Regions from separate parts of the Homo sapiens genome. Here region 2 is linked to region 1. Evidence: read pairs that join two places in POLR2A ChIA-PET (ENCODE). Cell type or tissue: GM12878. All regions are shown on one strand. Links, peaks and the distances in the headings refer to the core of each region. The heading gives the core; the rest is flanking DNA.

Region 1 (7,477 bases), core at 961-5,960:
TTATTTTGCCCATTAGTTGATGCAGTTTCTTCATAGCGTTGATGGTCTTTACAATTTGGTATGTTTTTACTGTGGCTGGTACTGGTTGTTCCTTTCCATGTTTAGTGCTTCCTTCAGGAGCTCTTGTAAGGCAGGCCTGGTGGTGACAGTGTCTCTCAGCATTTGCTTGTCTCTAAAGGATTTTATTTCTCCTTCCCTTATGAAGCTTAGTTTAGCTGGATATGAAATTCTGGGTTGAAAATACTTTCCTTCGAGAATGTTGAATATTGGCCTCCACTCTCTTCTGGCTTGTAGGGTTTCTGCTGAGAGATCTGCTTTTAGTCTGATGGGCTTCTCTTTGTGGGTAACCTGAGTCTTCTCTCTGGCTGCCCTTAGCATTTTTTCCTTCATTTCAGCCTTGGTGACTCTGAGGATTATGTGTCTTGGGGTTGCTCTTCTTGAGGAGTATCTTTGTGGTGGTCTCTGTATTTCCTGAATTTGAATGTTGTCCTGCCTTGCTAGGTTGGGGAAGTTCTCCTGGATGATATCCTGAAGAGTGTTTTCCAACTTGGTTCTATTCTCCCCGTCACTTTCAGGTACATCAGTCAAATATAGATTTTGTCTTTTCTCACAGTCCCGTATTTCTTGGAGGCTTTATTTGCTTCTTTTCACTCTTTTTTCTCTAATCTTATCTTCTTGTTTTATTTCATTGAGTTGATCTTCAATCTCTGATGTCCTTTCTTCCCCTTGATCGATTCAGCTATTGATACTTGTGTATGGTTCACAAAGTTCTTGTGCTATGTTTGTCAGCTCCATTAGTTCATTTATATTCTTCTCCAAACTGGTTATTCTAGTTAGCAGTTCATCTAACCTTTTTTCAAGGTTCTTAGCTTTATTGCATTGGGTTAAAACACGCTCCTTTAGCTCAGAGGAGTTTGTTATTACCCACTTTCTGAAGCCTACCTCTGTCAATTCGTCAAACTCATTCTCCGTCTGGTTTTGTTCCCCTGCTGGCGAGGAGTTGTGATCCTTTGGGAGAGAAGAGGTGTTCTGGTTTTTGTAATTTTCAGCCTTTTTGCGCTGGTTTCTCCCCATCTTCATGGATTTACCTACCTTTGGTCTTTGATGTTGGTGACCTTCGGATGGGGTCTCTGAGTGGACATCCTTTTTGTTGATGTTGATGCTGTTCCTTTCTGTTTGTTAGTTTTCTTTCTAACAGGCGCTTCTGCTGCAGGTCTGCTGGAGTTTGCTGGAGGTCCAGTCTAGACCCTGTTTGCCTGGGTATCACGAGCAGAGGCTGCACAACAGCAAAGATTGCTGCCTGTTCCTTCGTCTGGAAGCTTCATCCCAGAGGGTCACCCACCAGATGCCAGCCAGAATTATCCTGTATGAGTTTCCGTCGGTCCCCACTGAGAGGTGTCTCCCAGTCAGGATACATGGGGTTCAGGGACCCACTTGAGGAGGCAGTCTGTCCCTTATCAGGGCTTGAACACTGTGCTGGGAGATCCGCTGCTCTCTTTAGAGCTGTCAGGCAGGGATGTTTAAGTTCTGCTGAAGCTGCGCCCACAGCCGCCCCTTTCCCCCGTTGCTCTGTCCCAGGGAGATGGGGGTTTTATCTCTAAGTCCCTGACTTGGGGCTGCTGCCTTTCTTTCAGAAATGCCCTGCCCAGAGAGGAGGAATCTAGAGAAGGAGTCTGGCCACCAGCGGCCTTTGGCCTGGCCTTGCTGAGCTACAGTGGGCTCTGCCCATTTCAACCTTCCCGATGGCTTTGTTTACACTGTGAGGGTAAAACCACCTACTCAAGCCTCAGCAAAGGCGATTCTCCCACCCCCACCTAGCTTAAGCGTCCCAGGTCGACTTCACACTGCTACGCTGGCAGCGAGAATTTCAAGCCAGTGGATCTTAGCTTGCTGGGCACCGTGGAGGTGGGACCTGCCGAGCCAGACCACTTGGCTCCCTGGCTTCAGCCCCCTTTCCAGGGGAGTGAACGGTTCTGTCTCCCTGGCATTCCAGGTGCCACTGGGGTATGAAAAATAAACTGCTGCAGCTAGCTCGGTGTCTGCCCAAACGGCTGCCCAGTTTTGTGCTTGAAACCCAGGCCCTGGTGGCCTAGGCACCGGCGGGAATCTCCTGGTCTTCCGGTTGCAAACACTGTGGTAAAAGCACAGTATCTGGGCCAGAGTGCACTGTTCCTCCCGGTACAGTCTCTCATGGCTTCACTTGGCTGGGGGAGGGAAATCCCTTTACCCCTTGCGCTTCCTGGGCAAGGCGATGCCCTACCCAGCTTTAGCCCTCCGTGGGCTGCACCAACTGTCCAACCAGTCCCAGTGAGATGAACCGGGTACCTCAGTTGGAAGTGTAGAAATCACCTGCCTTCCGTGTTGATCTCGCTGGGAGCTGCAGATGGGAGCTGTTCCTATTTGGCCATCTTGCCAGCAAATCCTGTCTGCTGCCTTTTTGTTCTCTCCCCTGTTGTGATAAGAAGGGGTACTTTATTATGTTTTTGTTTTTTTTTTTTTTTTTTTTTTTTGGTAGAAAGGTTAATTTCCACTGGATTCTGAATTGGGCAGAAAATGGAAACATTAACACTTTTTGCATAACGCCATTTTACATCCCCTGCAGCAGTGTAAAGATTTGATCAGTTAATTCCCATGGGAAGCATGGGAAAACAAGGGAGCCTTATAGACACGGGTGTTATTTTTAACAATGCTTAGAGGATGTAACAATGACTGATAAGCATCAAAGGAAGACCCTGTTTCCTTAAGGGTCACCATGATTTATGTCATACTTTTATTTTATCATTATTTCTTTTAAAATATTAGTTATCTTTTATAGGCTCCAAGAGTAGAGCTGAAAAGGAAGGAAAATGTGATAGAAGTGTGGCATTGCAGCCACTGTTTTAATGAGGAAAGCATTGTTTTTTGGAAATACTGTGGTAGAAACTATTTTAAAATATCATGCCTTCCCAGCCGTATACATCTATATGCTCTTCACATACAGGCCATTATATATTAGGAGCCTTGACTGAAATCAAGGAACCAAGAATGCCTTGACCTCAGTGGCCATCATGCTAATGTAACTGGCTGATTGGTTTTTTTCTTCAGATAGTGGCACTTTAAAATTCACGCAAAATATAAAGAATGAGGTTTTATTTATAGTGGTATATTTTAAGAGGGTGTTTAAGAGGTTTTTAAATTTGTTTCAGATGTATATTGAGTGCCCACTTTTCCTAGGACTAGTTCCTGTGTGGTGTTTAATACCGTCACTGATGTGACAAACCTTCCCTCCCCTATTCCTGCCACCTCCTCTAACCCAGCTGTGCTCCTCAGTAGCTGCAGTTCTTGGGAGTACTACAGGAGATTTCCTGTCTTGCTGGACCAATTTAGAAGGGATTTCATTGAGTTATGCTGTCATAAGCTGATCTTAAAGAGGGCATATTTTCAGAAACTCATATTTAGGTTAAGGTCCTCTCTACATTCCACAAATTGCTCCAAATTTACCTCTTTTCATCACCATAAAAATCTATATCCCATGATAGGCAGGCCTAATCTGGGAGATGTGGGAGGAGGGTGCAAACCTGCAAATGAGAGTTTCACTTCTGTTTTTAGATACTTGTTCTTAAGGTGTGGTTGGTGTGTCATCTTGGCGTTACTTCCTCTTCTGGGGAGTGGAAAATTCCCAGATTAGAACCAAGCCCCCTTGACAGGTTGTTACCATGTGTGGTGTTTGGATCCATACCTCTGCACAGCACCTAGATCTATTTTATAACCAAGTTACCTATCAATGATGCATTACCTTAGTGTGGCTGTAATAGGGCTATCAATGCTGGGTGATAAAGCTTGTTCTGGAGATCAAAGGCAAAATAAAAATTAGCCCAGTCAGGTTTGACTTTAAATCCTTATTTAATGGAGTCACGTGGTTCTGATTGAATCCTTCCTCTCTCACCCTCATACCCACTCTCACAATTACAGTATAATGTGCTGGAGAAGTGATTCTCCATTGTGGTTTTCCTCAATTCAGGGGGTACTCAACAATCTTAAGCAAGGGGTTATGTGTGAGGGTTAAAATCAGTTTTCAATGAAGTCAGTATGAAGCTATGGACATTCTTACTGGATATCAGGGTATCATTACAGTGAACACTGAAGTATACTCATGAAGTTTATAAAAATTGCAGTTCAGACACCCATCCTTGCTTCTGTGAGTGGGGTTTCAATAGAAGATAGACCGAAGCATGTTTAATATTTCCTCTATGTGGGTGAGGGTTAGGACTCTGTGTGAATATTCCACCAGTGTAATAGTAACAAAGAAAATAATTCTCAATTCTGATAATCTTGGCTTGAATTCTAGTTCTGCCAGTAACTATAGGATTTTAGATGAGTTACTTTATTTTTCCAGTCTATAAATTATTCATGTTCAAATGGGGATAGTAATAGAACCAACCTCATGGTGGTATTATAGAGATTAAGTTTATGTAATACATATAAAATGATTAGCTTAAGGTCTGATACATAATTACTTGATATTAGCTAGTTGTTATTATTATTACACAGACAATGAACTAGAGCTGTCAAGGGTTAAGAACACCTCTATGGCAGGGTGACAAACATTGTTCAGCTGGAACATTATGTGCACTTTTCATTATCCATGTCAGTGTTCCCCTCCGCTGGCCCAGATAATTGACGGTTCTCTATACTTTTATTCAGTTTTTTAAAAAAGTGTTAACATCATCTCATTAAATTTCACATCTCTATGCAGTTAGTGTCTGTTAGAAATTGCTGATTAGCCCTCTGTATTTCCACGTCTCTAAAGTGGTATCTCAAGCCTACACTCTAAGTAGGGAAGCGATAAGCAGAGAATAGTTGTCCCATAAAGCTGTTTCTCATCCATCCACACACCTGACATCAAAAAGCCAAAGATAATGTTTAAGGTTGACTACACCTTGGTTTGATCCAGTATCTTTATTTAAATGTGATGATTTAATAAAGTTGCAAGGAAAAAAAGACAAAGGACTCCACTTTAATTATAAACAAAAATCTCTCCTTCTGAATTATTCTTTTTTTTTTACTTATTTGATGGGAAGAATTTTATTATTGACCTCTTTAAATATTTGGCATTTGGATTCTTTATTTATGTGTACAGTAATTACAGATCAGACCATTTCTGCATACTTAAAATAGGAGACTCACTTTATAAGAATCTAACTCTCAAAGCGGAGACTGTCTCTTAGATGCATCCTATTCCATAGGACTGTTGTTTTGTAGACTAGGAAAAGTTTTAGAGAGAATTACATGCCTTTGATTCTTCCTATGGAGTCAGCATGATTGATTTGTAAGTTACAGTGTATTTCCACAATGTCTACCTGTCAGTTTCACAGGGCAGATAATATTGATTTTTTTACCACAAAATGTGGCAAAGTATTAATTTTCTGCCATTGTAGTGTTAACAGAATATAGAATACAACCGTAGCAGTTAATGCATCCAAACCCAGTTAGTTAGATAGACTACTTTGTACCATTGGCATCTTCCTTTACTAAATCTTTCTTGTGAATGAATGGAGATTGTTTTTATTAAAATTTTTTTTGTTTTTCTAATTTCCTCAGTTCAGTTTTTTCAAGTAGTAAGTTTAATATGGTCTATGTCTTAAAAATAACTACATTAACTCTTTTATACAAAACTATCTATGTAGAGTGAATATATCGTTTTTAGAAAATTATTTGTGCCTTTCCAGAAAGAGAAAATTTTGGCTTCCTGTTCTCTTGCCAAGTGGTGACTGTGTCTTATACTTACTCTAAGTAGTCATTAGCAGTTTATCTCCTAATAAGAATAAAAAGGTAATTTTCCGCTGCTGTGTTTTTCTTTAACTTAGATTGCATTCATTCTTAAAGGAGCACAAAAGCAAACACACAGACCTCTCATTCTGATTTTAAATAATTTAGAGTGGAACTGTGAACACAATATTTTCCCCATTGAAGATCATTTTATACTGAAGTTTAATATAGGTTTTTAAATTTCTATTTAAAACTTGGGCTCAGGAGGGTGATGGTAAAGTGTGACATTCACAAGCTGTTTCCTGGTGATGAAAAATGCATGAGAACATAACCCACACAGGACTAGTCAGGCGACTTTGAATGTAATTTTCCATTAAATTTTACTTGATTTAACTCAACACATGGTTTGTATCTTACAAATTTCTTGAAGAAAGAAATAGGTGGTCCTAAGTGAATGTAATGCCTAAAGAGCTCATCATTGTAATCATAGTTTAAATTACGTGGAACCAAGTTAAATTCCTAAAAAAAAAAACTTACACCCTCTCCTCCCTTCTTCTCCTCCGTTTCTTTCTATATTAATTTTTGAAATATCTTTGTCCTTCATATACATATACATATATATGTGTATGTATGTGTGTGTGTATATATATATATATATAGAGAGAGAGAGAGAGAGAGAAAGAAAGAAAGAGAAAGAGTGTGTGTGTGTGTTATGGGCTGAATGGTGTTCCCTTAAAATTCATATGTTGAAGTCCCAGCCCCCAGTACCTCAGAATGTAACCGTGTTTGAAGGTAAGGTTTTTAAAGAGGTGACTAAATTAAAATTAGGTCATTGGGTGTGACCCTAATATAATATGACTGGTGTCCTTGCAAGAAGTGTAGAGACACCAGGGATCCCATCAACCAGAGGGAAGGCCATGTGAGGACACAAGAGAAGGTGGCCATCTGCAAGCCAACGTGAGAGGACTCAGGAGAAACAAACCCTGCCAAAACCTTGATCTTGGACTTCTAGCTTCCAAAACTGTGAACAAATAAATTTTTGTTCTTGAAGCCACCAAGTATGTGATGTTTTGTTATGACACCTCTAGCAATCCATACATATGTATAAAATAAACCCTTGTTATTTGGTTCGGATTTTTTCTTTAAACACTGTTAATTTGTTTTCTCATACTGAGTGCTAGCAAAATTTGTGCTGCTAGTTTTGTTTTCGCATACTGAGTGCTAAATGGGAGCAGATTACTTAGATGACTTTAAGGCAAAATATTTAATTGAAATTCAGTGTATGGTCTTGGGCAAATCGGTGTTTCTGGGAGGTTTTCATTTTTATATATTTATATTAGAGTAAATGATGCCGACAGTGTTATGTAGCTCTAGGAGCTCTGATTTTGTGAGGGCAAGAATTCTATTTTTGGTCTATATTTCATTATAAAATTAGTAATCGTGGAGCTTGAGGAGGAATTGACCCCACATTGAATGCTTGGTTAGGAAATGGGTTACTATTGTGTCCAGCTGTGCAGATTGAGTACTTGACTCTGCAAGTTTTCTTGAAGCACTTACTAATTTTCCAGCAGTTCCCTCAACATTTGCCACAGTCATTCTTCCATTGAAGGTGCCACTGTCTAGAGATAGGCTGGATTAATAGTTGAGACTCTCAGAGATGAACTTGTTTCTTCTCTTTTTATTAGCATTAATGATGAGTGAGAGTAGTTGCCTGATAATACCTCCTCAG
Region 2 (7,477 bases), core at 1,700-6,699, 130 kb before region 1:
TATGTCAGACAGGTAATGTACTGACCTTGTAGTAAGGTTTGAGGGAGGCACATCTTACACATGAGGTGAAACCCCAATCATCACGCTTATGAACTATACAAAAGGATCAAAATGACAATTTTATCACATCAGAAAAGAGCACTAAAACTCTGCTTATGTACATAGGAACTGAGTTCTTCTGTGATCATTTTCAGATTATAATAGTAGAAATTTTTTTGAACGCTTGTTTTTTACCTTCTCTCTCCTGGAGCTGGGGAACTCTACAGTCCATTGGAATCAATTCAGATTTTAGTCTTAAAACTTTGAGGGTTGGGTCAGCTTCTTAGGTATGCAATAAGGTGTGGCAACTCTCCTTAGTATTTATGAGCTGGAAGGCTCCTTATTTCAAGGAGTGGCCTCTTCCAGAGAGTGCCTGAGCTGGAGTTTGGTAACAACTCCCTGATTCATGTAGAGGATGCCTCTAGAGTATGTGTCAAATGTTTGACCTTGAACACAGCAGAAAAAGAAATACAGACTTATTTAATCATAGACTGAAATGCCATGATTTCAGTCTAATCTGCTAATTTTCAAAACCAGACTGGAATTATATTCAGGAACTATGCTTGTTGTAAACTGGGCTGTGTTTGTGAGCACACGTGTGTGTTTGTGTGTGTGTTTAATTGAACAGTTTAGAAGTTAAGTATTGAGGGCTTCAGGTATTTACAATAAGCAAACAATAGGAATTTTGCTGAAGGCGGTCATAGTTGGAGAGGGGACATTCTATGAATGATCATTTTGCTTTTCATTCATTGTGTATTTGGTCCCTGACTACAATATTAGCCATTTAATGTTCTGTGGTCTAAATCTACACATTTTACTTGGATGGACTAATCATTTCTAAAATATCCCAAGTAAAATTTTATTAGTTTCAGTCCTTTTCCCCTCCCAGCTTCTTGATGTTTGGAAGGGTTTGACATAGTACTTGGCCACAGTGAAGGGGCTACATAATTATTGGAGAAACACATGGTTAAGCTAGATTGAAGGTGAAAGAAGATTGGTATTTTGTGTCATAGTTTTTAGTGGACATAATGTTTCTAGTGACATTGTGATGAGAGTTTTGGGTAAAGCATCAACTTCATACCTGTGAAATGACTGCAGAAATTTCCAAATGTCTTTTTACCCTTTTGTTCCTAATAAATGACCAGACCATGTCCTTAAGTGGCCCCATTTTTCCTGGAATAATGAACAATAACTACACTATGATTTCTGGTGAATTTTTGAATTTTATTTTTGATTTAATGATTTATTTTAGAATATTAATGATACCTAATATATGAAAGGTCAGAAAATACAGATAATGTCCACCAATGTAAAATTACCACGCGTAAAACCTTTTGAACTTTGGAGACAAAAGCTCTAATTAAGTGTATGTGTATGTGTATGTGGAAATAGTTGGAAATGGTGATAGCTACAGCAATTCATGAATTGTTCTCATGGGTAAATTAAAAGGTTAACTCATGCAGTTCTGCTTTATCCCTCTGTTTTTTAGCTTTGATGATTGCCAGAACAAAGTGTTGGCTCTGCCTGGCTCTTTGGTGAGAAATACAAAATTTTTAGCAATTAGAATAAACCTTTGAAATGCAAAGAATTTCATATGTTTATGGCATATAATCCAGATAATTAAGCACTTAGTTTGTTTCCTAAAAATGGGTGACCGTGTATGAGTTTTCTAATTCTTCTCTGCTTTGGTGAGTTATTTTATGTTTGTGAAGTAGAAGGCTGCTAGCACTTATTTTGTCATTTTCCAGCTATTTTATTTTTTCAAATCCTAGGAAAATGTATACAAAGCGTATAAAATTAAAAAAAATTCTACATCTGGTCTGTGAGTGCTCCAAGCACATTTTTATAGGTTAACTTGCTTACTTTACATTTAGTATAACAATTCTGTTAGGTGGAGACTGTGCACAATGATATTGGCTTCTAGTCCATGTCCCTCTTTGTTATTTTATATAAAGATATAATACCAGAGATAATAAAGGTGGCAGTTATTATTATTATTTTTTTGAGACTTGGTGTCCCTTGGTCATCCAGTTTGGAGTACAGTGGTGCCATCGCGGCTCACTGCAGCCTCCACCTCCAAGGCCCAACCTATCCTCCCACCTCAGCCTTCTAAGTAGCTGGGACCACAGGCATCCACCACCACCTGGCTAATTTTTGTATTTTTTGTAGAGATGGAGTCTCACCATATTGTTCATGCTGGTCTCGAACTCCTGGTCTCAGGTGATCCTCCCATCTCAGCCTCCTAAAGTGTTGGGATTACAGGTGTGAGCCATCACATACAGCCATGCAGTGATTTTTATGAGAACCAGAATCTAGGGATGATATGGTTTGGATCGTGTCCCTGCCAAATCTCGTGTTGGAAGGGGGGCCTGGTGGGAGGTGATTGGATTGTGGGGGTGGATCCTTCTTGAATGATTTAGAACCATCCCCTTGGTGCTGTTCTGGTGATAGTGAGGGAATTCTTGTGAGAGCTGGTTGTTTAAAAGTGTGTAGCACCTCCCCCTTCGCTGTCTTGCTCTTAGCTTCTGCCATGTAAGAAGCTGGCTCTCCCTTTGCCTACTGCCAGGATTGGAAGCTTCCTGAGGCCTCCTTGGAAGCAGAAGTCACTAGGATTCCTGTACATCCTGCATATCCGTGAGCCAATTCAGCCTCCTTTCTTTATAAATTACCTGGTCTCAGGAATTTCTTTATAGCAATGTGAAAATGGACTAATACAAGTGGTTAGATACAAATATGATTTGTGGATATTTCTGGTCATTCTTTTCCATTTATTGAGCATGGTGGAAGCTGGTTCAGTCTTTTCTCTACCCTGACTATCACCATTAAGGGCTGTCTCAGTGTCCATATGGATGATGTATACGCTGTCATACAACATTCTAGCATCCCTGACTTTCTCGTCTCATACCTGCTTTACCCTTATTTGGTTTCTGCAGGAACTGCATCTTACTGGGACTGTCCTAGATTTAAAATATTAAATCCCACTAACAATCTTTCCTGTTTAGCTTTCTCACTGCTGCTGTATTCCCTGTATCTTTTCTTTGCCGGCTTCCAGTTTCTAGATGATCCCTTCTCTGCCTGTCCCATCCCATTCTCATAGTCCATAACCCATTCTCCCCCATAGTTCCTTCCCTGATCACTCAGGGAACATCACTCTCTTGCTGGTATCCTCAATGGCCTTACCCCTTTGTACTTCATTTGTAATGTACGCTGCCAGCCCTTGATTTTGACCTGGCATCTTTTCCTATCTTACCTAGTGGCTGCCAAGAGCTGCTTGAGGAAATCACTCTATAAATAAATTTATCATTTCCATCCTTAGCTGGAACGTCAGGCAACTGTGGACCATCTTGCATTTGTGTCCTTGTGCCGCTGGCCTGTTTCCTGCTGAACTCTTTTCACTCCCCCTAAGCCTTCTTGCGACCCTCCTCCACCCTTTCTTCTTTTAGTAGAAGGCTTTCTCTCTGTTAGTTTCCTAGGGCTGCCCTAGCAAAGTACCACAAACTGTGTGACTTAAATAACAGAATTTTTATTGTCTCACAGTTCTGGAGACCAGAAGTCTGACAAACAGTAGCAGAGTTGGTTCTTTCAGAGGACTGTTAGAGAAGGCTCCATTCCAGGCCTCTCCCCTTAGCTCTAGATGACTACCTTCTCCCTGTGTCTTTTTACATTGTTTTCCCTTAATGCATGGCTGTCTATCTAAATTTCCCCTTTTTACAAGGATACAAGTCATATTAGATTAGGGGCTCACCCTACTTCAGTATGACCTCTTAATTTAATTACATCTGTACGACCCCCTTTTCAAAATAAGATCACTTTTGGAGGTACTGGGGATTAAGACTTCGATATATGAATTTTTGGTGGACACAATTCAACCTGTAATACCCTCCAACTTCTTAGAGCCCTTAATACCGTTAGGTGTCCACTCCCTGTCAACATCCTGCCCATTCATGTACCCTCATTTGCTCCAGTCTTACCTCCTTTTTTCCCATTGATCTCAGAGGGGGTTTTGTCCTTTGTTTTGTTCCAGGCCAGTTCCTCCTCCTGTCTTCTCAATTCCTTTCCCTCTTTTCTACTCCAGAAGCTTACATAATTGATTCTTTCCTTTCTTTTCTATGTTTTCTGCCCTCTCCTTTTTCTAGATACTTTCACCATAGGCTCTGAACATGCTTAAGTCTTCCCCATCTCGTCCATAACTTCAGCCTTCTGTCCTCTATGATCAGTTTTCATGCTCTGATTGAGTGGTTGATGTACACTTGACGTCAGTGTGGCTGACTCAGCTTTCTATTCTAACCTCCACATCCAGATGTCCAACTGCCCACTAGAAGTTTCTGCCGCTATGTCTCACAGTCACCTTGATTTCAGCACATATCATTAATTCTTGTATTTCCCCAAGCATGCATCTTCTCTTGTTCCTCTCTCTGCTATTGGCTGTACCAGCCACATGATTTTCCAAGCTAAAAACCTGATGCTATCCTAACCTTTTCTCCAACCCCGCATCCAGGTGTTGGCTTGGTTTTTGTTCCTTGCTGTCATATCCATTCTCACAGCTGATGTGCACACTCAGCTTTGTCATCTCTTCCTGGACTTGGAGTAGTTGTATAACTGACTTCCCTGCCTACGACTTGCCTCCTGCTCCAACAGAATGATGGGTCTGAAATACAAATTTGCCGATCCCCTGCTTACTGCTTTAAAAGGTGCAGGTTTAACTCCATACTCCTAGCTTATCTTTCAAGGCCTTTCACGATCTATCTCTTTCGTACCTTTTGACTCTTATCAAACAGTTATCTTTGTGTGTTTTTTTTTTTTTTTTTTTGAGATGGAGTCTCACTCTGTCACCCAGGCTGGAGTGCAGTGGCGCAATCTCGGCTCACTGCAACCTCCACCTCCAGGGTTCAAGTGATTCTCCTGCCTCAGCCTCCCAGGTAGCTGGGATTACAGACGCCCACCACCACACCCAGCTAATTTTTGTATTTTTAGTAGAGACGGGGTTTCACCAGGTTGGCTAGGTTGGTCATAAACTCCAGACCTCAGGTGATCCACCCGTCTTGGCCTCCCAAAGTGCTGGGATTACAGGGGTGAGCCAGCACACCTGGCTTCAAACAGTTATCTTTTATTTTCGTGACTTCATTATCATTGCAGCTGCTGCCATCTCAGTTCAGAACCTTTTCACTTTTACCTATTTTAGTTCAATAAACTCTTCATTGGTATCACTGCTCCATCTTATTCCTCCACTCAGCCTTCCCAAAACATCTTTCTTGTCATAGTACTCCCCTGTTCAAAGATTCATGCATCAAATGACGTTTGTTTTATGTCAGGCTGGATATGGTCTCAGCCTGACTCTTGATCTAGTTCAGCCTCACAGGCATTTATGGGTTGACCATCTCTCAGCATCTTACAGGGCTGGGCCTGGGTGGAGATTCAATCTCACTCTCTCTTATAGTAAGATTTTATAGGCCAGGCACGGTGGCTCACGCCTGTAATCCCAACACTATGGGAGGTCGAGGCAGGTGGATCACTTGAGGTCAGGAGTTCGAGACCAGCCTGGCCAACGTGGTGAAACCCTGTCTCTACCAAAAATATAAAAATTAGCTGGGTGTGGTGGTGGGTACCTGTAATCCCAGCTACTCGGGAGGCTGAGGCAGGAAAATCGCCTGAACCCGGGAGGCGGAGGTTGCAGTGAGCCGAGATTGTGCCACTGCACTCCAGCCCGGGTGACAGAGAGAGACTCTGTCTCAAAAAAAAAAAAAAAAAAAAAAGATTTTATATTACTTTCTGTACTGTTTTATTTTCACTGTGGTCATATCTGCCAGTCCTAGATGCTATGAACCTTCCATGCAAGAGGTCTAAAAGTTAGACTGTTCTTTAATTATGCCAGTAATCCAGAAAGTCATTATATTTCAAATTCAGCATTTAAGATAGCTGAAAAAGAACATCACTACCTCCTTAATTCTCTCATTGGAAATTTAGTTTTAATTTTCTGATGCTTAAAACTTTCTGTGCTTCAGTTTTTCCTTTTTATAAATGTTTGATCATATTTACCATCTCCCTAATTATGGTAGACATAATTATCATAATTAGGTCTAGTCCCAGACAGTGGCTCAAATGTCTGCGTAGTGCTGTAAAGATTCAGAGAGGAAGTACATGTCACAAAGTGCAAGATGTATGACATTTGGGAGAATTAGTCACTTTCAATTTGTAATTCTCAAAAGGCAGAATATTACAGAAATGGAAAACATGAGTAGTGTCCTCTTTCCGTTGTGAGCACCCTGCATCCTGGTGGCAGGCTGTATAGCCTGTAGGAAGTCTCTGCTGTAAGGGTGGTTAGTGTTCCCTCCTGGGCAGTGCTCTGATTTGCATGTTTGAATTCATTTGTTGAAAGCTGACCTTTGGGCCGGGCCTGGTGGCAATCCCAGCACCTTGGGAGGGATCACTTGAGGTCAGGAGTTTGAGACCAGCCTGGCCAACGTAGTGAAACCCTGTGTCTACTAAAAATACAAAAATTAGCCAGGCGTGGTGGCAGGTGCCCGTAATCCCAGCTACTTGGGAGGCCGAGGCAAGAGAATTGCTTGAACCTGGGAGTCAGAGTTTGCAGTGAGCTGAGATCGTGCCACTGCACACCAGCCTGGGTGACAGAGCGAGACTCTGTCTCAAAAATAAAAAAAAAATAAAAAAAGACGCTGACCTTTGACGTAGGAAGTCTTTCTGTACAGCCTAACTACTCTATTTTCTTCAACAAGTGCAAAATGGGCTCAGCTGCAGTACATTATGCCTATTTTCCTTCTGACTGGAATTTGAGTCATCAATTTAGAAATTTTTATATTGCTGGGTTGTGATTGGGATGGCTTCTCCTATTAGGAACCATAGCAATCATTGAAATCAGTGAAGCCAAGGTGGGTCAGAGTTTTCTCAGGACTGGACCATAGATTCCAGTCCTGAGTGTTTGAGACTATTTTTTATAGTCCCAAACACTTTTTTTTTTTTTTTTTGAGATGGAGTTTCGCTCTTGTTGCCTAGGCTGGAGTGCAATGGTGCGATCTTGGGTCACTGCAACCTCTGCTTCCTGGGTTCAAGTGATTCTCCTGCCTCAGCCTCCCAAGTAGGTGGGATTACAGGCATGCGCCACCTGCCTGGCTAATTTTGTATTTTTAGTAGAGACAGGGTTTCACTGTGTTGGTCAGGCTGGTCTCAAACTCCTGATCTCAAGTGATCCACCCGCCTTGGCCTCCCAAAGTGCTGGGATTACAGGCATAAGCCACCGTCCCCGGCCTAGTTCCAAACACTCTTAACTCTTATTATTCTTGTCATAAAACTTATAAAAGGCATAATTACAAGATATTGGAACCAGCAGTTTGCTTTCAGTTTTGCAAGCTTAATTTCTTTAGGTCTCATCAGCGTCTTAAAGGAGCTTTCATCATTTTAAGGGAATAATTGAAGTAATGTT

What was found. Peaks named below come from ENCODE experiments on the same cell type or tissue, not always from the same donor. Only the 100,000 strongest peaks of a DNase experiment are listed, where the experiment ranks them.
Region 2: POLR2A ChIA-PET joins it to region 1 with 7 read pairs; 1 of 35 experiments calls an interaction of 5 or more read pairs at or near these places.

What each region holds. Positions count from the first base shown.
Region 1 is chr7:90,733,865-90,741,341 of GRCh38, forward strand. The region is part of intron 3 of CDK14 (cyclin dependent kinase 14); the gene reads left to right. Among named protein-coding and RNA genes, the nearest start is that of CDK14, 140 kb to the left of the region's middle. RefSeq lists an enhancer at 3,482-3,771. In GM12878, for the core only: no CTCF peak of the experiment used is centred there; a DNase peak (open chromatin) is centred at 3,617; H3K4me3 peaks cover 644 bases; H3K27ac peaks cover 1,798 bases.
Region 2 is chr7:90,607,002-90,614,478 of GRCh38, forward strand. The region is part of intron 2 of CDK14 (cyclin dependent kinase 14); the gene reads left to right. LOC124901839 (small nucleolar RNA U13) reads right to left here and starts at 107; the gene lies at 3-107. RefSeq lists a silencer at 4,201-4,401 and an enhancer at 6,090-6,209. In GM12878, for the core only: no CTCF peak of the experiment used is centred there; a DNase peak (open chromatin) is centred at 6,270; H3K4me3 peaks cover 398 bases; H3K27ac peaks cover 1,168 bases.